Linked DNA regions of Mus musculus: all the other regions are linked to region 1. A link is a loop called in an ENCODE intact Hi-C map of the cell type or tissue named here. Cell type or tissue: left cerebral cortex. All regions are shown on one strand. Region 1 holds the start of Gm33250 (a long non-coding RNA gene). Region 2 overlaps Exoc7 (exocyst complex component 7). Region 3 overlaps Qrich2 (glutamine rich 2).

Region 1 (8,000 bases):
CGATCCCACTGGAGTTCCTCTCCGTCCTCAGGTTCAGCTGCTTCGGGGAGAGCGGTACACACTCAAGGATAATGCTGACCCATACACGTGGCTGGTTCAGGGCCCTGGAGGAGAGACCAAAAGTGCCCCAGCTGCCTGCCTCTGCATCCCAGCACCAGACCCTGAAGCTGTGGCCAAAGCCTCTAGGTAGCTCACCCCAGGATGCCCACACGCACCAGGGCCAATGCTTTTTCCTCTGCAGCAGTGGGTACTAGGGCCAGATAGGCAGACAGACAGACAGACAGACAGACACCTTCCTCTCATCCTCTCCAGGCTGGCCACGGAGCTGCAGACCCTGAAGCAGAAGCTGTCTACAGAGAAGAACCGCCTGAAGGCTGCTGCTGTGGAACACTTACAGCCTGGCCAGCAGGGTACCAGAGGATGGTCAGGGAGGGCCAATGGGTGGGCGTGCTGGGTAGGAGGTACTCCATCTAGACTCTTCTTCCCTCAGTCAGGCCCTGCCCACCCTCCAGGTCCCGCAGGCACCCAGGGAGGGCCCATCTCAGGCAGACATAAGACCTCACTAGCACTTCTGTCCCCAGCTCCGGCAGGCTCAGCCCCCGCTGACCCACAAGGTCAGACGCTCCTGTCACAGATGACCCAGCTGGATGGGGATCTGGGGCAGATAGAGAGGCAGGTGCTGAGCTGGGCCCGGAGCCCACTGAGCCAGTCTTCTTCACTGAAGGACCTCGAGGGCCGCATCCACAGCTGTGAGGTAAGTGGGTGGCCTTGAGAGCTTCAGGACAGGAAAGGGCCCTGCCCTGAGCGTGCACACACTCCTGGGGCCATGGACTCAGAAAACAGGGCTCCCATCCTGGTTCTTCCACGGACAGGATCTGTCACCGTGGTCAAGTCAGTATTCTGACTTTAGTTTGCTTACCTCTGGGGTGGTGCCCGCATCCTTTGGGCATCCCAGAGGTGAAAGTGTGACAAAGCCTGGCCCAGAGTAGGGACCCCTGACACATGGATGTTTTTTCTAGTGAGAGTCATGGGAACAGCAAGGGAGCTGTGGCTGTCCCATAGGGGGAGAGTTCTAAGCAGGGAAAACCTACCTGGAGGGATGAAAACACTGAGTCAGCCAGTGATGACCATGTGTCTCTGACACATGAACCCTGCAGCCTGGAGGTACCCGAGCATTCTGGTTAGCCTTCCAAACCGGTTTCTGTTCAAATAGAGCATACCATTAGTGTTTGGATTTTTAAAAATGTGAACCATGTTCATTTACATTGTTGTCTAACCTGTTCTGGTCTGTCTGCCATGCAGTAAGATCAGGGTAGCATGGGGGGAGGGTGCAGCAGCCCAGCCTGTCCTGGGGGTGGGGGGGCTTCCCAAGGGAGGGGGATGGAAAGCCAGGGGCTGCATGAGGATGCTCAGGTGGCGTAGGGGGAGGAATCTGGATGCTCGCTCATTGGAAGGTCTCACAGATGGGACACTGGTACAGGATGCCAGAGGCTGGTGGCTGACCCTGCCACACCAAAATAGGTGAACTAATTGTGATGAGAGACAGAAGGTGGCTGCCCTGAGTGAACTATGAGCCAGGGTTCTGCCTGCTTAGCCCAAAGTAACAGCAAGGTACCGGGCTGACAGTGACCAGGACACTGACTGACAGTAGCAACGCCAGGCCACGGTGTGCCTGGTTCTTGTTGCTAAGGATCTAATATACAGAATCTCAATTCACCTCCCAATCCATCATTCTGCGGATGAAGAGGCCAAGGGTGTGGGTGTGGGCTGAGAAAGGTTGTTCTGCCCTCAGCTATCTCCATGGGGACAAGAAGAGGCAGGCCTGGCCCCACACTTGGACCACGCCTTCAGAGGCATAGGGTTAGGTGACCCAGAAATCCCTGACGGTGTCCTCTGCCTGCTCCACCCCTGACCCAGGGCACAGCACAGCGCCTTCAGAGTCTGGGAGCGGAGAAGGAGGCAGCCCAGCAGGAGTGTGAGGCGTTTCTGTCTACCAAGCCTACGGGCTCCGCTGCCCTGCAACTGCCCGTGGTCCTCAACAGTGTGAAGAACAGATACAATGATGTGCAGAGCCTGTGCCACCTCTATGGGGAGAAGTGAGTGCCAGGGAGAGCCCGTCTAGAGGGCACTGGAGTGTGTGACTGAGCTGATTGACCGTTGCTTCCTCACCGCAGAGCCAAGGCTGCTCTGGGCCTGGAGAAGCAGATCCAGGAGGCAGACAGGGTCATCCAAGGCTTTGAAGCCGCCCTGGCACTTGAGGGCCCCGTCCCCGAAGGCTCTGGGGCACTGCAGGAGAGGGTCAGCGAGCTGCAGGTAGGGTTCCTGAGAGAAGGAGAAGACAGGAGTGGTCTGTGTCTCCCAAGGAGCCTAGGGCACGCTCCATTCCGGCTCCCTTTTCCACAGCGCCAGCGCAAAGAACTCCTTCAGCAGCAGGCCTGTGTGCTGGGGCTGCACCGCCAGCTGAAGGCCACTGAGCATGCGTGCAGTGCGCTGCAGAACAATTTCCAAGAGTTCTGCCAAGACCTGCCGCGCCAGCAGCGCCAGGTTCGTGCCCTCACTGACCGTTACCACGCTGTGGGGGACCAGCTGGATTTGAGGTAAGTAGAAGGAAGGGGTGCCCGGGCACCGCTGCCAATGAGCTAGTGACTTAACTCCTCTGGGGCTCTTTCCTTGCTTCTAATGGGGATAACTATACTTAATTCCCTCTCTTATGAGTGCCAGGCAGGCTGGGCAGTGGTGGCACACGCCTTTAATCCCAGCACTTGGGAGGCAGAGGCAGGAAGATTTCTGAGTTTGAGGCCAGCCTGGTCTACAGAGTGAGTTCCAGGACAGCCAGGGCTACACGGAGAAACCCTGCCTCGAAAAACCAAAAAGAAAAAAGAAATGAATGCCAGGCAGGCACCGTTCATTGTGTCTGAGACACAATCTCTGTTAGCTGCAAGGCTCGGGCCTTCAGGTCTGTCTCGGGATGGAGGCCAGCTTCTCACACCTGTATGGGACCTTGTCCCCTGGCAGGGAGAAGATAGTACAGGATGCCAGCCTCACCTACCAGCAGCTCAGGAACAGCAGGGACAACCTGAGCTCTTGGCTGGAGCAGCTGCCCCACCACCGGGTGCAGCCCAGCGACGGGCCAAGCCAGATTTCCTACAAGCTGCAAGCACAGAAGGTGAGGCGCTGGGGCTGTAGGGGTGAACATTACCTGTGACAGGGCCTGGCCTCGAGCTGGGGTCTCCAGATACCTGTTTCTTCAAAGCCACCTCCTTAGCAGGGGCAGCTGCTTGTATTCATGAGGCCAAGGATTAAAAGCAAGAGACGCCATAGGTCAGATCAGGAAGTGGTGGTGGGGTGGCCCTTACCCCTCCACAGCATTGTCAACACTGCCTTCCCAGTGGGATGCTCTTCATCCTTGGTAAGGCTGAAGGGGAGAAACCAGGAGTGGGGGGTACAGACCTACACCCTCAGGCATGCCACCTGTTGGAGAAGTCCATCCCGTGGCTTTTAGAGACAGGCAAGCCACCAGCTTGATATGAGCGCCCCCTGGTGGACACATGTGAGGGCAAGTGACCTGAGAAAAAAACCCTGAGGAAAAAAGTCAGGTAGAGCCAGGCAGTGGCTCTAATCCCAGCACTTGGGAGGCAGAGGCAGGTGGATTTCTGAGTTTGAGACCAGCCTGTTCTACAGAGTGAGTTCCAGGACAGCCAGAGCTACACTAAGAAACCCTGTCTCAACCCCCCCCCAAAAAAAAGTCAGGTAGATGAGAAATGTCTCTTCCTAGATGAGAAATGTCTTTTCCAAGGACTCTGGTCCCTGGGAGGTAGACAGACCCTGCAGGTTCTTCTAAGCACAGGATGGAATCCAGACTTGACATTACAGTATTGGGAGCCCCGCTGGAAAAGGGTCACCCTCAGACTGAAAGTTGTCTATGGAGGCCTCAGAATCAGCCAGGACAGAAGTTCAAGGGGGCGGGGGCAGGGCCCTTCCCAGAAAAATGAAGCTGGACTTCTCAGAGCATTTGGTACCTTTTTTCTGTTGTGTTCTCTCCTCTCTCTCTCTCTCTCTCTCTCTCTCTGATACAGGTTTCTGTATAGCCCTGGCTATCCTAGAATTCACTCTGTAGACCAGGCTGACCTCAAACTCATACAGATCTGTCTGTCTGTCTTTCTTTCTTTCTTTCTTTCTTTCTTCCTCCTCCTCTTCCTCCTCTTCCTCTTCTTCCTCCTCCTCCTCCCCCTCCTCTTCCTTTTAGATTCTAAGTAAATTACAATGCATACCCAGGGTTCAGAATGATTGGATAAGCAGTAGTTTCCAGAGGCTGGTCCCTGGAAGCTTGAGTGGTGCCCCAGGGCTTCAGGGTCTCACTGGACAGTTGAATCCAGCAGATCTGTGGCCTAATGACACCAGAGCTACAATGTAAGAGCCACTGGGACAAGACAGAACTCTAGGGCCATCAGACAAGAATGTCAGAGAAGGGAGGCATCCCTGAGTCCCTGTTGCTTATGTGTGCTGGCTGATTGTGGTGCTGGGGACACCGGCTGGTGGGAAAAGAGCTTTCCCCAGCCCCTGTGACTCTTGCTTCCTCCTTGGCAGAGACTGATACAAGAAATCCTGGGGCGCGAGCAGGACCAGGCCACCGTGTCCCGCCTCACCCGGGACCTGCAGGAGGCCCTCCAGGTGAGCACTTGTACTTCAGCTTCTCCCTGTTTTCCCACCAGCCTCCCCTCCCTCTTCCAGCCCCTGGTCCCCCAGGTCCAGTCTCTGCAAGTGGCTTTCCCTCCTGTTCAGGACTATGAGCTGCAAGCAGATACCTACCGCTGCTCCTTAGAGCCCGCCTTGGCAGTGTCCGCCCCGAAGAGACTCAGAGTGATTTCCTTGCAGGAGAGCATCCAGGCTCAGGTGAGGCTGGTCCTGGCAGGGTTGAGCATCTCCTGGCACCAGCCCTGCAGCCCCTCAGGCCGGAGCTGACTCTGCTGTCCCTCTCCCCACTTTGTTCCCAGGAGAAGAACCTTGCGAAGGCTTACACTGAGGTTGCCGCAGCTGAGCAGCAGCAGCTGCGCCAGCTGGAGTTTGCTAAAAAGATGCTCAGGAAGGTAAAAAGATGGCGCCCACCCTGGGACGACAGCAGACAGCCCGGTCCGGGGTGGTGCCCACCCTGGGACGACAGTGGACAGCCTGGTCCGGGGTGGACCCGGATGTCACCTTTCTCCCCTGCAGCCTTAGCCTCTGGACAGGCCTGGGCATGGAGATTTCTCTAGAAGTTCATGCAGGCTGTGCCTACTCCAGGCAGGCTCTGGGGGTGCCCTCCAGTCTTCCCTTAGCCATAAGCAGTCCTCCAGTGGGGACAAGAGAGCTTTAGAGAGCCAAGAAATGCTCCATAGTCCTCAGCCTTAAGACCAGTTACGTTGAGCCAGGCAGTGGTGGCGCACACCTTTAATCCCAGCCCTCGGGAGGAAGAGGCAGGCAGATTTCTGAGTTCAAGGCCAACCTGGTCTACAGAGTGAGTTCCAGGACAGCCAGGGCTACACAGAGAAACCTTGTCTCGAAAAACCAAGGGGGAAAAAAAAAAAAAAAAGACCAGTCACATAGGAAATAGGCCATCTAGGGCTCCGTTGTGGGTTGAGCAGAAGCCAGGAACTCTGGTGCCTGTGGCTGGCCAGGTTTTCTTATCCTGAGCCATTTTTTCAGTGTCTACTGGAGAAGGTTAGCAGCCCCTCCCCCAGGGGGCGGGGCTGGGGGACCCAGACCCTGCTTTGTATCCTAATAGCATCTCAGTGAGCTCCTCCGAATCCTCTGTTCAAGTCTTCCAAATCTTCAGTTCCGTTGCCCAGGATCTACCGGGAAGTCCAAGACAGCAGGCTGGGATCTCTGACCTCAGGGGTGGGGTGCAGAAAAATAGGGCTCCAGTCTTTTCTCTGCTCACCCCAGGACTGTCTCTCTCTTTCCCGGTCACCTACAGAAGGAACTTGATGAGGACATCCAAGCCATCCACAGCGCGAGACAGGGATCTGGGAGTCCGGCACACGCAAGGACGGCGGAGTCAGAGGTCCTGAAGACCCAGCTTGAGGAAGAGAGGAAGCGGGTGGCTGAGGTGCAGCGTGACCTGGAGGAGCAGAGGCAGCGGCTGCTGCAGCTGAGGACCCAGCAGCCTGTGGCGCGGCTGGAGGAGAAGGAAGTGGTGGAATTCTACCGGGACCCCCAGCTGGAGAGTAACCTGTCTCAGGCAGCATCCCGGGTGGAGGAAGAGGGCAAGAGGCGGGCCCGCCTGCAGGCCGAGCTGGAGGCGGTGGCCCAGAAGGTTGTCCACTTGGAGGGCAAGAGGAAGACCATGCAACCTCACCTGCTGACCAAAGAGGTCACCCAAATCGAGAGGGACCCTGGCCTGGACAGCCAGGTTACCCAGCTCCACAGTGAGATGCAACGGTTGCGCGGGGAGAACGGCGTCCTCACAGCCAGGCTGGAAGAGCTGAAGGACGAGCTGCTAGCCCTGGAGCAGAAGGAGATGAACGTGAAGGAGAAGGTCGTGGTGAAGGAGGTGGTGAAGGTGGAGAAGGATCTAGAAATGGTTAAGGCGGCCCAGACTCTGAGGCTCCAGATCGAGGAAGATGCTGCACGGAGGAAGGGGGCGAAGGAGACCGTTGCCAAGATACAGGCTCGCATCAAAGACCTGGAGCAGGCGATCAGCTCAGTGGAGCCCAAGGTCATTGTGAAGGAGGTGAAGAAGGTAGAGCAGGACCCGGGCCTTCTCAAGGAGGCTTCCAGGCTGAGAAGCCTCCTGGAGGAGGAGAAGAACAACAACGTCGCGTTGGCCAGGGAACTGCAGGAGCTGCAGGAGAAATACAGGGTGGTGGAAAAGCAGAAGCCCAAGGTGCAGCTGCAGGAGCGAGTCAGCGAGATCTTCCAGGTGCTCCCGGAGACAGAGCAGGAGATCCGGAGGCTCCGGGCCCAGCTGCAGGAGACAGGCAGCAAGAAGAGCGGCGTGGAGCAGGAGGTAGAGAAGCTGCTGCCTGAGCTGGAGGTCCTGCGGGCTCAGAAGCCCGTGGTGGAATATAAGGAGGTGACTCAGGAGGTGGTGAGGCACGAGAAGAACCCAGAGGTGCTGCGGGAGATCGACCGTCTCAAGGCTCAGCTCAACGAACTGGTCAACACCAACGGGCGCTCTCAGGAGCAGCTCATCCGGCTCCAGGGCGAACGCGATGAGTGGAAGCGGGAAAGGTCCAAGGTGGAGACCAAGATGGTGAGCAAAGAAGTCGTGCGGCACGAGAAGGATCCGGTGCTGGAGAAGGAGGCCGAGAGGCTCCGGCAGGAGGTGCGGGAGGCTGTCCAGAGGAGGCGAGCCACGGAGGATGCTGTGTACGAGCTGCAGAACAAGTTACTGCTGCTGGAGAGGAGGCGGCCCGAGGAGCAGATAGTGGTGCAGGAGGTGGTGGTCACCCAGAAGGACCCGAAGCTGCGCGAGGAGCACAGCCGGCTGAGCCGCAGCTTGGATGAGGAGGTGGGGCGCCGGCGGCAGCTGGAGCTGGAGGTGCGGCAGCTGGGCGCCAGAGTTGAGGAGGAGGAGGCCAGGCTCAGCTTCGAGGAGGATCGCAGCAAGAAGCTGGCCGCCGAGAGGGAGCTGCGGCAACTGACCCTGAAGATCCAGGAGCTGGAGAAGCGGCCCCCTGCCCTGCAGGAAAAGATCATCATGGAGGAAGTGGTCAAGTTAGAGAAAGATCCTGACCTGGAGAGGTCTACAGAAGCTCTGCGGCGCGAGCTGGATCAGGAGAAGAACCGCGTGACCGAGCTGCACCGGGAGTGCCAGGGTCTGCAGGTTCAGGTCGACCTCCTCCAGAAAACTAAATCACAGGAGAAGACCATATACAAGGAAGTGATCAGGGTCGAGAAGGACCCGGTGCTGGAGGGCGAGAGGGCCCGAGTGTGGGAGATCCTTAACCGGGAGCGCGCAGCCCGCAAGGGCCGGGAGGAGGATGTCCGGAGCTTGCAGGAGCGGATCGACCGAGCCGAGG
Region 2 (8,000 bases), 68 kb before region 1:
AAGGCCGGCTGCCAGGATGTCATCTGTACTCACCTGTGATACTAACGGTTCTTTTTTCCCCATGGCAAGAGCATGTTGTCTTTACTGTGGCTAGCTTTGCAGGTGGTGACTCCTGTTGGCCCCTCCCTAGCTTTCCAGCTTGTTACCATTCCTTCCAGGGTGTGGGAGCCTCTGCCTCTGGGTGTCGGACTTCCATCTTGGTTACAGCTCCCCAGGAAGCTTCCCTTCCAACCCCGAGGGGCTGCCTGCCCTCCACTGATGTTTGGCTTATGTCCCAACACTGAGCATGCTCAGGGAACCCAGCCTGGAGTCTAGGCTGGTTTCCAGGGAACCCCCAGGTTGAACCCCCTTCAGTGTGAGAGCTTTCTCTTAGCTCCCCCGCCTGCTCCGTCAAGTGTGCCTGCCATTCAGTAGCACTCAGGAGAACTTTCTGCTCTTCCTGGTTGGTTTTTGTGCATCACCTTCTGTCCCGCTTAAAGTGACTCAGATCCAGACCTGAGGGACAGTGTAGAGCTCTGGGTTGTTTGAATACCTTTTCTTCTGTCCATCCTCAAGGGTGTCTGGTGGCCCTGGCAGAGCCTGCTGGCAGAGGCGTTAAGGGGCATGCTCGATGTTGGGTGGGCGGGCGGGCGAGCGAGGGTGGGCACGGGCGGGCGGGGCAGGTGGAGGGCCGCTGCTGTTCTCTCTCACTCACTCCCTAGGTCTTCCTCTCTCCTCTCTGTGTGGCTCTGGTGACAGGGACGATCCGTAAGGCTCAGAACCTTCTGAAACAGTATTCCCAGCATGGTCTAGATGGGAAAAAGGGGGGCTCTAACCTCATTCCTCTGGAAGGTAATCACCCTGTGCTCCCCCCTCTTCCACTGTGTGTCTGTCGCTCACTCATCAGGCAGGGCAGAGCCTCCCCCAGGAGGGCCGTGGGACAGATCCTACGGGGCTGGGTGGGAGTGGCAGACACCCCTGATACCCCTCAGGCCTCAGCAGGCCCGAGGACAAGTTTCATGTCCCTGGTCTGATCCTGCCTGGCTCTGCCCTTCCTAAGGCTCCTTCTCCCTGTCCCTGTCCTTGTGTCCTGTGTCAACTCAGAGAACACTGTCGTGGGGCAGCCCTTTCACGCCCAGATCAGCAGGGCAGGACCAAGTTGGCCAGGGCCTTCTGGCTCCTTGCCTCTGTAGAAAGAGTACTTCAGGTAGCCAAGGGGACAGGCTGCCTGAGGAACGAGTCCCTCCTCTCCTGTCAAGAGAGGGACAGCCAGATCTGCTGACTGGTGGACCCAGCCCCTTACAAAGAAGGCTGTCCTCACTCCCTCAGCAGTGACACTTTCACTCTGTCACCCTGGGGCCATGCACCTTCTCCTGGTCTCCCTTGGTCAGGAAACACACAGGCAGGCATGGTCCTGAGACTCCCTGAGAATCAGGCTTGAAACGGCTGTTCCCAGTGAGCTTTGAGGTGGTGGAGGGGCTCAGAGCCCTCCTCAGTGCCCCCTCCCTAACCCCACTTCACGCTCCGCTCCTGGAGATTAAGGGCTTCTTCCCCGGACCCAAGGGGCAGCTGCCTGGCCCCTGGATAAATGCTGCTTGTGTTTGTGCGGCCAACGTCTTGCTAGGTCACGAGCATGATTTCCGAGTTAAGCACCTGTCGGAGGCCCTGAACGACAAGCGCGGGCCACTGGCTGGTGAGTACCGTAGCCCAGCCCCAGGCGAGCCAGACACTGCCTTCGAAGCAGTTCCCAGGATGACCTGCTCTACTCTAAGGATGAGCCTGGCCTGTGGCCTCGCTCCCTCTGCAGGCTCCTTTGGGCCCAGGTCTCCTTGCCTCTTGTGAGCTGGGAACACATGCTTGGCTCCTGGGGCCTGGCCAGAGCAGCAGCTGCAGCTTGAGCTTGCAGGCAGGCAGGAGGGCAGGTGGCTCCTCCGAGGTCAAGGAACCTGGATCTCCCACTTCTTGGAGCCTGTCCATGCCACATAAAACCAGACTGTTCTGTCCTGGCATGCTTGCATCTCCTCCTGGGGCAGCTCGACACAGAGACACTGAGAACCACTTATGTCTTCTCAGATTGTTCTCTTTTGTTGAGGTAGCCTCACTGTGTACTCCAAGCTGGCCTTGAACTCTGTAGTCACACTGTAGCCCAGCCAGTTGAGTGCTGGGATCATAGTTGTACGTCTCACTTGGCCAGCTCATTCTTCTAGAATCAGCTGTCCTTTACACACACGCCAGCCGGCCTCATAGGCCATCGCCCACACTCCCTTACACTTACAGGGCTTGATGAAGTTGGCAATGACCTTCATAGGAACCCCCACCCCCCAGCGGAGGACCACAGTGACTCCCTTCTTAAAATGGACACTGCCACCTGCCTATCCTAGACTGCCCTCTTTCAAGCCATTCAGAATCCTCACACCGGGTCAGACAACCTCATCCAGGAAGTCAGTTTAGGAACTTTCCTCCCTTGGCGCTTTCTCCCACCACCTCTAGTGTTTGATCTGGGGACATAAATGCTGCCTGTGCTGAGCTGAAAACGGTGCCAGGACACGGTTTGGACTCAGCACCTGATCTCCCAGGTCTGCCAGCACAGCTCTTACGGCTTCCCATCATCGTAGGCCTCCTCTTCCCTGTGCTGCTGTCTGGGCTCAGCCCAGGAGCTGGGGAGACTCGTACCCCAGTAGGGTGAGTGGTTCCTCCCAGAACAGCCACTCAGGGTCACTGCTGTCCCCCTAGGGAGAGACGACATGCTGGACGTGGAGACGGACGCCTACATTCACTGCGTCAGTGCCTTCGTCAAGCTGGCGCAGAGTGAATACCGGCTGCTGATGGAGATCATCCCTGAGCATCACCAGAAGAAAACCTTTGACTCCTTGATACAGGTCTACCCCTCCCTCCCGCCACGCTGCTCTGAGCACTGCCCCATGTAGCTGTTACTGCAGGGTCTAGAGGGTGGGGCAGCCTGTTGTCGCCCTAAGCCCTCAACTCTACTTGGTGTGGTTCCCTCCCCGATCCTTCACAGCATTCTGGCTTTCCTTCATGCCCCGCAAAGTGGCCCACTGTCCCTAGGAACCAACTCCGTCCCTGTCCCTCTTCTAGGATGCCCTGGACGGGCTGATGCTTGAAGGGGAGAACATCGTGTCTGCTGCCAGGAAAGCCATCATCCGCCATGACTTCTCCACAGTGCTCACCGTCTTCCCCATCCTGCGGCACCTCAAGCAGACCAAGCCCGAGTTTGACCAGGTGCTCCAGGTGTGTGAGCCGGGAGGTCTGTTAGACACACACAGATAGACACACACAGATAGACACACACAGATAGACACACACACACACACACAGCGTCCCTTTACTCCCTTCTGGGAAACCATTCCGTGCTCACCCACAGCTCTTATGAGTGGCTCCCAAGGGGCTTTGGACAAGTCAAGATGCTCCCAAGGTAACAGAAGAGCTGTGGTTAATCTCCACCTGCTGAAGTCGGTCTCTGCTGAGGGTTGGGAAGGACCTAGAAGGAGTTACACTCGGGGCTTGCTGGAGAGGGCAGTGCTCCGCACTTCTGATGACTGTGTCAGCCATGTCCTTCCTCAGGGCACAGCAGCCAGCACCAAGAACAAGCTGCCCGGCCTCATCACCTCCATGGAGACCATTGGGGCCAAAGCTCTAGAAGACTTTGCTGATAACATCAAGGTGCCCGAAATCCCTTTCCCTTCACCAGCCCAGCTTGCTCCCTGAGCTCTGGGGACTCCTCAGAGAGCAGACCTTCAGGAGAGCCAGGTTTGCTCTCAGAATGGTGCCTGCAGTGCCGATTTCCTGGGGAGACCCTTAGAGCGCTTTGGTTTCTTCCCATGTGCCAGTAGATGGCGCCATGAGCAGGCTGATTAGGGCTCAGAGTGAACCAAGAAACAACTGGTCAGAGCCCTTTCCAGGAACCAGAGGCTGTTTTGTTTGTTTTCCTACAGAATGATCCAGACAAGGAATACAACATGCCTAAAGACGGCACTGTTCATGAGCTCACAAGCAATGTAGGTGTTACTCAGTCTGCTGGACTCTGCCTGGGGTGGGGGTGGGGGACCGGGAGCACTATGGACTTTGTAGGAATGAACATGAGGAGGGAGAGCTGGCTTTGTCAGCGTATGGGCAAGCCCCCCAGCTCAGGCTCTGGGGGATACAGCAACAGTGGGGACTCTGCCAGCCCAGGGCTCCTGGCCTCCATGAGCAGGCATTGGTGACGAAGGGCTAGCTTCTCAGGCGGGTCCAGGGACAACACCTGAAATTGCCAGTTGTTCTTGTCACTGTGCAGACCCCTGCTACAAGATTTCCCCTGTTGGCCGGAAAGGGTACGTGTGGGAAGCAATGGCTGCCCTGACCCTCCTGTGTGTTTCTCCACCAGGCCATCCTGTTCCTACAGCAGCTTCTGGACTTCCAGGAGACAGCAGGTGCCATGCTGGCCTCCCAAGGTACACCACACTGAGCTGCTGTCCCCTCCTGCCTAGGGACATGGACTTAGGCCCCTAGGAGGCACTGACTTGCTCTGGGTGAGGGCAGGGTGTGGTGAGAGGTCTCCAGCCTGGGGTGGGGGGACTCTAAGCCCCATGAACTTTGTGGGGATGAACATGAGGAGGGAGGGCCGGGTTTGTTAGAGTTCTTATGAGCCCTAACCCTGCACTTGCTCCTTTGGCTGTCGGTGCTCGCCCCGCCCTGCCCCGCCTCCATACTTCTCTGCTTGTCCCGTGCTGTCTGCCTACTGTCACTCTATCTCCTCACTGCCCCTTGGTGAGGCTGGAAACTGTGGGGTTGGCGCATAAATAAGAGTGCTCTTCTGGGTCATTCCAAGCACTGAGGTCCCCGGCCCCGCCCACCCGCCCCTCTGCTTTTATTTTGGGGACAAGAAGCCAAGAGCTGCCAGCTGTCCTGGGCTGCACTTTGCCGGGTTTCAGGTCTTGAGGTAGTTCAGCTTGGTGTGCACTGCCGTCCCTGTCTGGCTGCTCTGCTCTGGGGAGGGTCTGCTTGGCTTGGGGTGGCCCGGCCATTTCTAACCTGTTTTTTGCACTTTGCATCTTTCCCCTCCTCTATTTCCCTCCTCCCTCTCTGTGTGCACTGCCTGTCACTCCGTAGTTCTTGGGGACACATACAATATTCCTTTAGACCCCCGAGGTAAGCGGTGCGACTCCCCAGCCCCATCCTCCCCTCCAAAACCCGGTGGGTGAGGTTCCCAGGGGACCAGCCCTCAGGACCCACTGGGGCGGGGCAGAGGGGCAGAGGGACTGAGTTCCTTAAGGATGCCCTCACCTCCCCTGGCTCCCTTCATTGCTACCTTCTGCCTCTGAGCCTATCCAGGCTGTACCCTGATGGGTCCAGCGCCCTAGGAACAACCCCTGATTAGCCCAGCCCCGCCCCTCTGCCTTCTGTTCCATATCAGCAGGTTCCTGTGCTGGGGGTGGCAGTGTAGCAGGGGTTTGTGAGGAGAAGGTGGAAAGACTGACTGGGTGACCCTATCCAGAGACCTTGCTGTTGGCAAGATACTCTCCATCATGTATGGAAACCAGGTTGGGAAGGAGTTAGTACCCGGCACCTCTCCTAACTGCCTACCTGCTATCACGGGCTGGTTCCTTAACCCGTTACTGTAGAGGGCAGCCCGACCGGGATGCAGAAAGAGTCTAAAAGCATTGCTCCCTGAGGCTCCGCAGGTGCCCATCTATCTCTGCTTGAGCTCTCACTTGAGTCCTGCCTGTCCCATGAGGCCCAGGGACTGTCCCGAGATTTCCTCCTCTGCCCCTGGGGTGTGGTAAGGGCCATCGAGGGTCTTGGCCATTGCCACCATAGTAACGGTACACCTTCTCTCAGAAACCAGCTCTTCGGCCACCAGCTACAGCTCCGAGTTCAGCAAGCGGCTGCTGAGCACCTACATCTGTGAGTCCCCTGTCCCCCGACCCCCGGCCAGCTCCCTCCCTTGTCTCCGTGCTGTCCATCTCTTCCTGGTCCCTTCCTGGCTAGTTCCGGTTCAGGAGCCAGGGCTTTGAGAAGAGCTTCAGAGGCCTGGTAGTCAGAAGAACAAGCAACAGTTGTCAGGAACTGGTTAGCCGTCCCTGGAAGTCCGGGGTCGCAGGATATTTGATCACACTGTGAACCCCTAGATTGTGTTATTTACTGGAAAACCCTGTTTCTAATTGTGGTCTGGCTCAGTGCTTAGTACACACCTTTAATCCTAAACAATGAGAGTAAAGTTAGTTTGTAGAAGGAAGCACCCATGTTTGAAAGTGATGTCTAATTGAGTGGCAGACAAAGTGACAAATCAGACAAAGATTTGACAGAAAAGGATATGCCCAACTCTCACGAGAAGAGAAAGGAAGAGGAGGCTACTTAAGAGAGAGAATCGTAGACAGAAAGAAGGAAGAGGCAGTTTTACCAGGACAGTGATAGAGAGAGAATAAGCCAGACACAGGTAAAGATAGACGGAGCCAGAGAATGAGAAGGAGCCTGAAGATTAGAACAGATTGCTAGAGTTGGTTGAGGCCAAGCAGGGCAATTCAGGAGAAGCCCAGAGAAGCCAGATTGAGTCAGTCAGCTCGGAGTAGAGTTTGAGCCAGGAGAGCTGAGTTGAGTGGCCAACCAGAGCTCAGAGAGAACTAAGAAGGGTGAGATTACTCAGCGGTAAGTCTCAGAGACGGAAAACATTTTAAGCTTAGATTAGATTGTATGGAGGCTAGAAGCTTCCAGACCTAGGCCCAGGTTAGCAGACAGGGGCAGTGAGCCTCTGAGATGACAATTACATGGAGCTGAATAAAAGATACTTTTACAGTCAGGTCATTTGGATCAGACACTTTTGGTGGATGTAGCCCCATCTTTCTGTACAGGCAAAGTCTTGGGTAACCTGCAGCTGAACTTACTAAGCAAGTCCAAGGTGTACGAGGATCCAGCGCTGAGCGCCATCTTCCTACACAACAACTACAATTACATCCTCAAGTCCCTGGAGAAGTAAGTGACCTTGGCTCCGCTGGGCACTCGTGCCAGCCGCTGCCCTCCAGGGCTGGATGCACCCTACAGTCTCCTAGGACTGGGTGTTCAGTTTCTCTCTTTGTTCTGCACCTACTTTAGAGCTCAGGAAGGCTTGGCACAGGAGGCCTCCTTTCTGGTGCTATTGCAAGGCCAAAGATGGCCAGGCCCCTCTTTCTTTCTCTTCTGCCTTCCCCCCAGGTCTGAGCTGATCCAGCTGGTGGCTGTAACCCAGAAGACTGCCGAGCGCTCCTACCGGGAGCACATCGAGCAGCAGATCCAGACCTACCAGCGCAGGTAAGCGGCCAGCAGCATCCTGAGGCCATGCCCTTCCTTCTCAGCCCCCCATAGAGTGAGGCCCCCAGCGAAGGCCTGACATTCCAGGTGGTAACCCTGTTCCCATCTGTTGTTGCTCTCCTTGGAGTTTGTTTTTAGAGTAGGGCTCAAAGCCAGAGCCTTCTAGAGGCTGAGTATAGTGTGTGCCATCGAGTTGAGCCCCTAACATTTTTCTTTTCTCTAATTCATGGGTGAGGAGAGAGAAGCTCTGTCCAGCCCCACCCCCCACCCCAGCCTCCCTTTGGGAGCTGCTCCCGAGGGACCACAGAGCCTCTGCAGAGAGCTGTGCCAAGTGTCCTGGCTAAGATAGCTGAAGAGCGAGCTGTCAGAGATGTGAACAGTGTTTAGCCCTGGAGAACAGTAGGGTCATGAGAGCCCTTGAGCTTGGAAAGGTTCTGGCTACTTCTCTGGTCCTCTAGTGCCCCCGGCCTGTTTCTTTCTGAGCGCCTCCCGCTTCCTTCCTGTTTATCTGGCCTCTTTCCCCATCTGTTTCTCTATCTTAATTTGCCACAATATTGATGTGAGCTGCGGTCGACAGCATTTGTTCAGTGTATTGAGCGCCTTCTGCTTCCTGTTCTTAATTGTCACAGCGAGCAGCTTAAACACTGCCTGTTCCCAAGGAGAGCATCTCTGCTGTTTTGCTTACTCTTGACCCAGATAATCCCTGCTGCCCCCACGTTCGTTTATTCGTTCGTTCG
Region 3 (8,000 bases), 220 kb before region 1:
AGATACCTAGCTTTTCTCGGGATTGTTTTAACTCAGAGATCGGTATGCCTTTTTCAACCCTGGCAGCCATCTGCTGCATGGGCCTTAGCTCAGGACCCATCCTTAGCAAGCTGCTGACCCTGTGAGCTCAGAACACAAGGGAAATGTGTTGAGTGTAGGGCTGCAACTGGAGAGCAAACTTCCAGTTTAGGGCAGTCGGAGGGAGGCCATTCCTTTGACTGACTCCTTGGGCCTAACTTCATTCATGTGTGCCTTTCTCCCTCACCCCTCCTGGCTGCACACCTCTCTTCTATTTCGGTCCTCCAGCAACTTGTGTGTCTCTCACACTGTCTCAAACGCCTTCCCAAAGCTCTAGAGAGACTGTCTGGTAGCACTGACCACTAGGAAGCAGATGGTGTGACATGATCATGACCCTTTTGGAAACTGGGAGGCATCCTTAGGCTGGTGGTTCTTGAATCCAACTGACCACCCAGGACCAACAGTCATTGGTGGTAACCAAGTAAGACCATAGGGAGAAGAGGGAAACAGGAGGGCCAGGCTGAGTGGCTTGCCCTGGAAGCCACTTGCCCCTCCAGACCCAGAGATATCCCTGTACCTTCATCTGCACCTCTCACATTCCTTTGTTGTTAGACCTTACATCCTGGGTGAGACAGATGTGCAAGTCCACTGCTCACACCTTGTGCTGCAAGGACTTTGCGTCATCAGGGCCCCGGGAGAACACAGGACTTAGCTACAGAAGCTGTGTGCATTAACCCAATGGAGTTCCCCTCCCACAGCGGGTTTTGTCATTAATGCTGCCTGCTGGCGGCAAAGGTACTTGAAAAACCATGTGCTGGGTAGAGATCAACTGTGTACTGTGTGCAGCGCCTTCTGTGACGCTCTGAGGAGGTGGCGACTGCCTGTCTCACAGCAGGGGACAGGCAGAATATGCCACACCATTGGTGAGACATAATACCCTTACCCCACCTCCCTGCCCCGCCTTTCTTGTCTGTCCCGCATGCAGCTGGACAAGCTCAGAACCATCATTGAGAGCATGCTGGGCAGCTCCTCCACGCTGCTCTCCATGAGCATAACCCCACACAAGTCCACCGCCTGCCTAGTGCCCGGCCAGATCGACCCCGAGGCCACCTGTCCGGCCTGCAGTCTGGATGTGAGCCACCAAGTCAGTCTGCTGGTCCAGCGCTACGAGCAGCTACAGGACATGGTCAGTGGCCTCGCTGCCTCCAGACCCTCCAAGAAGGCCAAGCTGCAGGGCCAGGTGAGTGTTTCTCTCTGCCCAGCTCCGTCACAGGGTGGCTGGATGTGGAGTTAGGAGTGTATGGGAAGGGTGGACTTAGTGTGGGTGGGACACACAGTGCCTATCACAGGATGCAGGCACAGTTGCAGGACACACTGCCCCTCGGTGGCCAGTGTTTCCAACACTTTGCAGATGTCCCCTGGAGGGAAGGCTTGCTGCCGGGCTGAGGGTCACCACCAGATCTTGCTCTTGGATGCAAGAATTGAGATTTGGTTCACACTGTTGCCCACACCTCACCTCTCGGGGATCATGGGACAGCCATAGGACATGTGAGCTTCAGTCACCTCTTGGATGCCCCCAAAGGCCACTGATGCCAGTCTACCAGCATGTAGGGGGATTGGTGACAACATCCAGAGGAGGACACAACTGTCTTGGATGCCTCTGAAGAAAGCCAGAATGGATTTGAAGGGAGCGCATGTGCTGGGTGATGATGGTTTTGATTTTAACGTGTACGCGTTTCTTTGCGTGTATGCATGTGTGCATCCGTGCACGTGCACATTGCATGGCATACTTGCAGAAGCCAGAGGACAGCTTGCAGGAGTCAGTTCTTTCTTTCCATGATGTAGGGTCTGACGGCCTTGTGTGGTAGCCCAGATTTGTTCTAGAACTTATCTTCCTGAGCATGGGGGGGAGGGGGGGGTGTCACATTCTAAGTTCTAAAGGCAGCCTACCCATGGGACTGCTTCATGGGTTGCCCCAGCAGCCTCCAAAAACTCCCCTGTCGCTGCTGCAGGATGAGGAGCTGCTGGGCCACGTGCAGAGCGCCATCCTACAAGTCCAGGGTGACTGTGAGAAGCTCAACATTACCACGAGCAACCTCATTGAGGACCATCGGCAGAAGCAGAAAGACATTGAAGTGAGCAGTGGCAGAGGCTCGCCCGCCCCACCCACCCATGCCGCTCACTCGGCTCACTCTCTCGGCATTGCTGACTCTTCCCTTTCTCTGTCCCGCGGGCCTCCAGGTGCTGTATCAGGGGATAGAAAGGCTGGATAAGGAAAAGGCCAACAGAGAGCACCTGGAGATGGAGATTGATGAGGTGAGCCTCTGGCTCCTCCCCAGCCATTGTGAGGGGAATGGGGGTGGAGGAGTTGGGGTGGGGAGGGCGAGGGATGTGTGGGGAGCCGGGAGACACGGAGACACAGGACAGACTGCCCGAGGAACATCCCCACCCCATGCTGGTCTCTCACACAGAAAGCCGACAAGAGCGCTCTGGCATCCAAAGTGAGCCGGATCCAGTTTGATGCCACTACAGAGCAGCTGAACCACATGATGCAGGAACTGGTGGCCAAGATGAGCGGACAGGAGCAAGACTGGCAGAAACTTCTGGATAAGCTCCTGGCAGAGATGGACAGCAAGGTGGGGGTGGGAAAAGACACAGGACAGGTTGGGCTGCTCGCTCGCCATTCCTGGCCCTGCCATCGGGGCACCACCGCTCTCTGCAAGCATAGATCGATCCCTCCCACCTCCACCCCACAACCCCATCTCCCTGCCGCCTCGAGCTCACCTGGTGTCCACCCTCCAGCTGGACCGCCTGGAGCTGGATCCGTTGAAGCAGATGCTGGAGGACCGCTGGAAATCACTGCGGCAGCAGCTCAAAGAGCGCCCTCCACTCTACCAGGCCGACGAGGCGGCTGCCATGCGGAGGTGAGGCCCGGAAGGCAATGGGGAATGCTGGGCGGGCCCCAGGTGAGCAGTGCATGACTGATTCTGCCCAGAACTGTCAATCAGGTGGAGGGACTGCATTTTAGAGTTGAGTAACTTGGCCAGATCCTTCCAATAGTGGTGGGGAAAGGCAGAAAGGAGGTGCAAGGCTCTTGGGGTTAGATTGCAGTACACTGGATTTCTGGGGGCAGAGACACACCTCCAAGGTGTCCCTTTGGAAACTGGCTTAGGGAAATCCCACTCATGTCCACCAGGGGGCACCAGAGGCACATACAAGCTACTAGGCTGGCTAGCTGGTTCAGAATGCGTGCCTGCAAGGGATGGTTAGCACCAGTTGAATTCCCAGGAAGTAGGGCAGGATTTGCCACCCGTCCTGCTGGGGCGGGGGGAGGGGGGGGACAAGCTCTCTGGATCTCACTGGCTGTGTCCCATTCCTGACAGGCAGCTCTTGGCTCATTTCCACTGCTTGTCCTGTGACCGTCCCTTGGAGACAACTGTGACTGGACAGTGAGTGGGCACACCTCAACCACAGCATCTGGTGGCAGGGAGAAGGCTTCGAAGCAGGGATGCATCTCCCCATACCCACTCGTCTCGCCTCTTGTCCTGGGTTCATCTCTGTCCCTGGTCCCCTCAGCCTTCCTATGGGGCCCATACTGAGTAGTGAGGGCCGTCCCGTAGAGCATGGAGGTGGGTGGCCTAGACGTGGGATTTCTCTCTCTCTCACGCCCCTCCCCCTTCTCTCTGTCCCTGCCCAGAGTCATCTCTGTGACCCCCATAATTTCGAGCATGCCAGGGCACCGTTCCGTCCGGCCTTACACTGTGTTTGAACTAGAGCAGATCCGACAGCAAAGCAGAAAGTATGGGACAGTGGGATCCTGGGCAGGGGAGGGGGAGGGAGGGCAGGGGTGGGAGGGGGCAGAGATGACTTGAGAATACACACTGGGAGTAGCCTAGAGGGACTCTGACCGGAAGCACCATGGAGGACCTGAACTTCCTTTTTTGTTTTGTATTTGTTTTTGTTGTTTATTTTGTGGGTTTTTGACATTTTAAGCGTTTATTTTGTTGGGGAAGGGGGCTTTTGTGTTAGGGAAAAAACTTTCCCCAGCAAGTCTGGTGGTCCCTTACCAGACTTTTAGAGGTGTTGAGCTGCCCAGTGACCCTCAGCCCTCAGTCAGTTCCCGAGGGCCAGTGCAGTTCACACCTGCTCCTGCACAGCAGGGGCCTGGAGCCAAAGCAAGGGTAAAGCCCACAAGGTCCTGCCTGGTCCTGGGCTGACCTCTTTCCTCACGCCTGGGTCTCACAGCCTGAAGCTGGGCAGCAGCTTCCCTCGGGTTGACATGTCACAGATGGAGAGAAGCGTGGGGCGTCTGCACAGCATGCACTCCCGGATGCTGATGGACATGGAGAAGGTGCAGGTCCACTTCGGAGGCTCTGTGAAGGCCAGCAGCCAGATGATCCGAGAGCTGCTGCACACCCAGTGCCTCAGCCACCCATGCTACAAACGGTAGGACAGACAGAGTCCAGGGACACACAGGCCCCCATGAAGGCCAAGCTTGGCTTCTGCTCCCCCCCGCCCCCCGTCCATTGTGGGGTGGGGGTTGGGGGCTGGGGTTGGGGATGGGAACAAGGGTGAGGGTGTACTGTGAGTGTGCACACACACACACACACACTGGTGCGCACACACACACACACACACACACACACACACACACACGGTGTGACACGTTGTGTGTAGCTTCAGGCTTACTTACCAGCCTGTCCCAGGTAACACTCCTGGGTGGCTCAAAGTGATGACTCCCCCCACCCCCCACCCCCACCCCGTGTCTGTCTACATCCCAGGGGAGCAGACACAGCAGATTACAGCTACTCGACTGTATCCCGTCGCTGTGGGGGCAGCCACACCCTCACCTACCCCTACCGGCGAAACCGCCCGCAGCACCTGTCTCCACTGGAGGAGATCCAGATCGCCATGAAGGTCTGTCAGGAGCCATGGGAAGGATAGTCCCGCCATGCCCCTTCTGGAAAACCACCTAAAGTCCCATCAACTGGTCCTCTTTCTTCCCTCCCTCCCTTGCTGTCCCAGGGGTTGCTAGGTTACTGCCAAGTTACCTCTCCAAAGTTGCTGAGGCAGGCCTTGAACTCACGATCCTCGAGCCTCGGACTCCCAAAGTAGCTAGGATATACAGGTCTGGCTTGCCACTGGGTAGAACGCCATCCTTCCACCTGATTCCCAGGCACTACCCTACCACCTTCCACCACGGGGCCGCAGAGTTCCACAGTACCTCCTTCCATCTTGCCCTCAGACCAGACTCCATGCAGGGGCCTTTCATTTTTGAGAGTGAGTCTTGCTATTTACAGTCCTGGCTGGACTGGTACTAGCTATATATCTCCCAGACTGGCCTTGAAGTCAGTGGGAAGCCTGCTGCCAGTCTCCAGAGAGCCAGGATTACAGGCATGTGCCCTCAGGCCTCATTTCAGGGGGTGAGGCATAGGGCTGGGGGGAGGGGGGCAGGGGAAGGCAGGGCGGTTCTGAGCACTGCTGGCTGACAGTGTCTGCACTCCAGGCCTTCCTGGGGGATACTCAGGCTGTTACAATGCTAATGGACACGCATACCCCTCTCTAGCATGATGAGGTTGACATCCTGGGCCTCGACGGACACATCTACAAGGGACGGATGGATACACGGTTGCCAGGCATCCTAGGGAAAGATGGTGAGTGGTCCAGGCAGCCTTGAGTTCCTTCTAGGTTCTCGCTTGGGTGACAAAGGACAGTTGTCTATTTCCTGGTATGGGCATGTCTTGGATCACTGGGCCCTAAAGACTTTTTCTCCTCCTGAAGCCAAGTGGCTGCTTTCTAGTGGAGAGCAGCACCCAGACCTTGGCCTGTCCCCTGGCAGTGGCCTTGTCCTTTCTTGCTGGCCTTCACACCTCCACAGCTGAGTTTTCCCACCTCCTCCGCCTCAGCGCCCTGTAACAATACAGCCAAGCCCTGACAGACTTTCCAAAACTCAGCAAAGGATGCTTATGTGATCCCAGTACCAAACCAGGCTCCCAAAGGCCAACTTCCAGTTCATACCAGAAGTTCCCATCATGCCTTGTGCCTTCCTTATGTTCTCTTTCCTGAAACGCGAGTCCAGGACGGAACTCACTCAGACCCTACGCAAGGTCCTCAGTAAATCTGAGCGGGCGGGAGGGCAGACTGATGGGCAGGTAGACATGTAGTCTCTAAGGGGGCACAGCCACAGACTCAGCATGTGGAGGACCCCCACCTCAGCCGGCTCCTGTTCCCCAAAGGTCCTCCCCACAGTTCTCACTGGTGCTCCCCCTCCTTATGCCCTTTCAGCCCCAGGAGTGACAAAACACAACAAGGCTAAGCTCCAGCAGCTCCAACAACTGCAGCAGCTGCAGCAGCTCCAACAACTGCAGCAGCTGCAGCAGGCCCAGCATGCCCGGCCCCACGCACACAGGCAGCCAAGCCTGGGCAACATGATCTCGCCACCCTCTCGGCCTCAGAGTGCACAGATGATAGCGGACAGCAAAGCAGGTAGGTTTCTTCTCTCGGCAGCCTGGACACTGTCCCCAAGCCTTCCTGTCCTTGCTGACAGCCCTCCAGCTTTCCTCCTGCCCAGGCTAGAGACAGCAAGGGCCAGGAAGCTCATGGATGTGATGGGAGGGAGGATGGAGAAAACCCAGTTCCCGAATGTTTGGTGTGTGCCAGGTCTGTGAGGTGAACACTGTTACTGTCCTACTCCACACAAGAAGACACGGGGACAGAGATGCACCCAGCTCTGGCCGCAGGCCCAAGGTCTTCCCTGCTCAGACACAAACGTTTTAAGAGCCAGGCTACAAGCCCTGAATATGTGCAACGCCCCCCACTGACATGCGCGCAAATACACACCCGTCCCTTGCCTATAGGTATCCCTCTCTGCCTCTAGCTCTGGGAAGCCCCTAGAGTCCCAGGTCTTCCTTGAGAAGCTAGATCAGATAAAAGGCCAAGGGGCTAGGGCCCTCTGGGTTCCACCACACAAGGCCTATGGTCCTTGCTAGACTAGAATGTGAGGCTAGGACCCACGCTGCCAGGTGACTAAACCGATCTCTCTCCTCATCATGGGTATGTCTACGTGCAGGAACAGCTCTCTCCCCAGAGGCAGGCAGCTTGATAACAACCCCACACGGTATTTTGCAAATGCTTGCAGGAGACCCAAGGATCACAATGCATTTGTACACTGTCCCCTCCCCCACCCCCCCAAGCTTTGTATGTTAGACCTCCGAGCTCTGTAACGTATTTCCATTCCAACCCTGCGTCTGGAAGATCCCATGGCACAAGGTAATGTGTGTGGTACCCGTGGTGCCGTACCATCAAGGTACATCGAGGCTGCCTAGGTAGTTTTTGTCTATGCAACAGCCTACACTACACCTACACTGATGTGTATAGATCAACATTAGCCCCAGGAACAACTAAGGGAACAGGGGCACTGAGAGGCTGAACAGTAAGTGGTCAAGGTGGAATTCAAGGGTCATCACCGGTGACCAAGAATAGGCCACAAGAGCAGGAGTCTGTCATTCTACTGGGCCCTGGCTCCTTTTAACAGGCTTTCGACTTCTACCTAGAAATACTTACCATATGGGAGCTGGAGAGACTGATGTAGAAAGATTTCTGGGCTTGTATAAGCCCCTAAAAGGACAGGAGGCATAAATGAGGCAGGTTCTTTCTGCAAGGATCACGGAAGGGCCATAAGCATTTGCTTAGGAACACCCACGAATGCTTGTAACTGTGTGGCCCAGCCTAACAGCCAGGCTAATGGGGTTCACAACTTGCTTGGGCCTTGAGCAAGCTAGAGTGAACCCTGGTGGGCATGGGGGGAACCAGACAGAGCAAGCTGAGCCCCTCCTGTCTTGCAGTTCCTTCAGGGCAAAAGAAAGACAGACCAGTCTCCTCTGAGGGGCGTCTCCTGCAGTCGAATGTGAGCCATTCATCCATCCCTACAGACATAGCCAGTCTGCAGGGTAGCCAACAGGGGCTGAACATGCACATTGACG

Evidence for each region. Peaks named below come from ENCODE experiments on the same cell type or tissue, not always from the same donor. Only the 100,000 strongest peaks of a DNase experiment are listed, where the experiment ranks them.
Region 2: it touches region 1 in a loop (7-fold over the local background); 30 of 42 quality-filtered maps call a loop at or near these places.
Region 3: it touches region 1 in a loop (2.8-fold over the local background); 28 of 42 quality-filtered maps call a loop at or near these places.

What each region holds. Positions count from the first base shown.
Region 1 is chr11:116,222,155-116,230,154 of GRCm38, reverse strand. It overlaps Evpl (envoplakin), which reads left to right. Exons shown (of 22, transcript NM_025276.3): 12 at 32-186; 13 at 313-410; 14 at 582-754; 15 at 1,918-2,096; 16 at 2,175-2,313; 17 at 2,404-2,597; 18 at 3,016-3,166; 19 at 4,588-4,671; 20 at 4,783-4,893; 21 at 4,995-5,087; 22 at 5,954-8,000. Gm33250 (a long non-coding RNA gene) reads right to left here and starts at 4,894. Exons shown (of 8, transcript XR_389161.4): 1 at 4,810-4,894; 2 at 3,200-3,274; 3 at 2,170-2,322; 4 at 1,092-1,201. In left cerebral cortex, a CTCF peak has its summit at 3,539 (motif pointing left); DNase peaks (open chromatin) are centred at 3,530 and 7,409; H3K4me3 peaks cover 992 bases.
Region 2 is chr11:116,290,402-116,298,401 of GRCm38, reverse strand. It overlaps Exoc7 (exocyst complex component 7), which reads left to right. Exons shown (of 20, transcript NM_016857.4): 7 at 739-831; 8 at 2,713-2,858; 9 at 3,076-3,228; 10 at 3,562-3,660; 11 at 3,933-3,995; 12 at 4,364-4,430; 13 at 5,089-5,127; 14 at 5,818-5,883; 15 at 6,828-6,948; 16 at 7,168-7,263. Among named protein-coding and RNA genes, the nearest start is that of Exoc7, 12 kb to the left of the region's middle. In left cerebral cortex, a CTCF peak has its summit at 3,821 (motif pointing right); a DNase peak (open chromatin) is centred at 3,820.
Region 3 is chr11:116,441,417-116,449,416 of GRCm38, reverse strand. It overlaps Qrich2 (glutamine rich 2), which reads left to right. Exons shown (of 14, transcript NM_001033267.2): 3 at 1,004-1,258; 4 at 2,031-2,153; 5 at 2,260-2,334; 6 at 2,490-2,654; 7 at 2,821-2,942; 8 at 3,402-3,467; 9 at 3,716-3,817; 10 at 4,264-4,464; 11 at 4,800-4,935; 12 at 5,585-5,672; 13 at 6,304-6,504; 14 at 7,863-8,000. Among named protein-coding and RNA genes, the nearest start is that of Qrich2, 8.9 kb to the left of the region's middle. In left cerebral cortex, a CTCF peak has its summit at 3,206 (motif pointing right); a DNase peak (open chromatin) is centred at 3,228.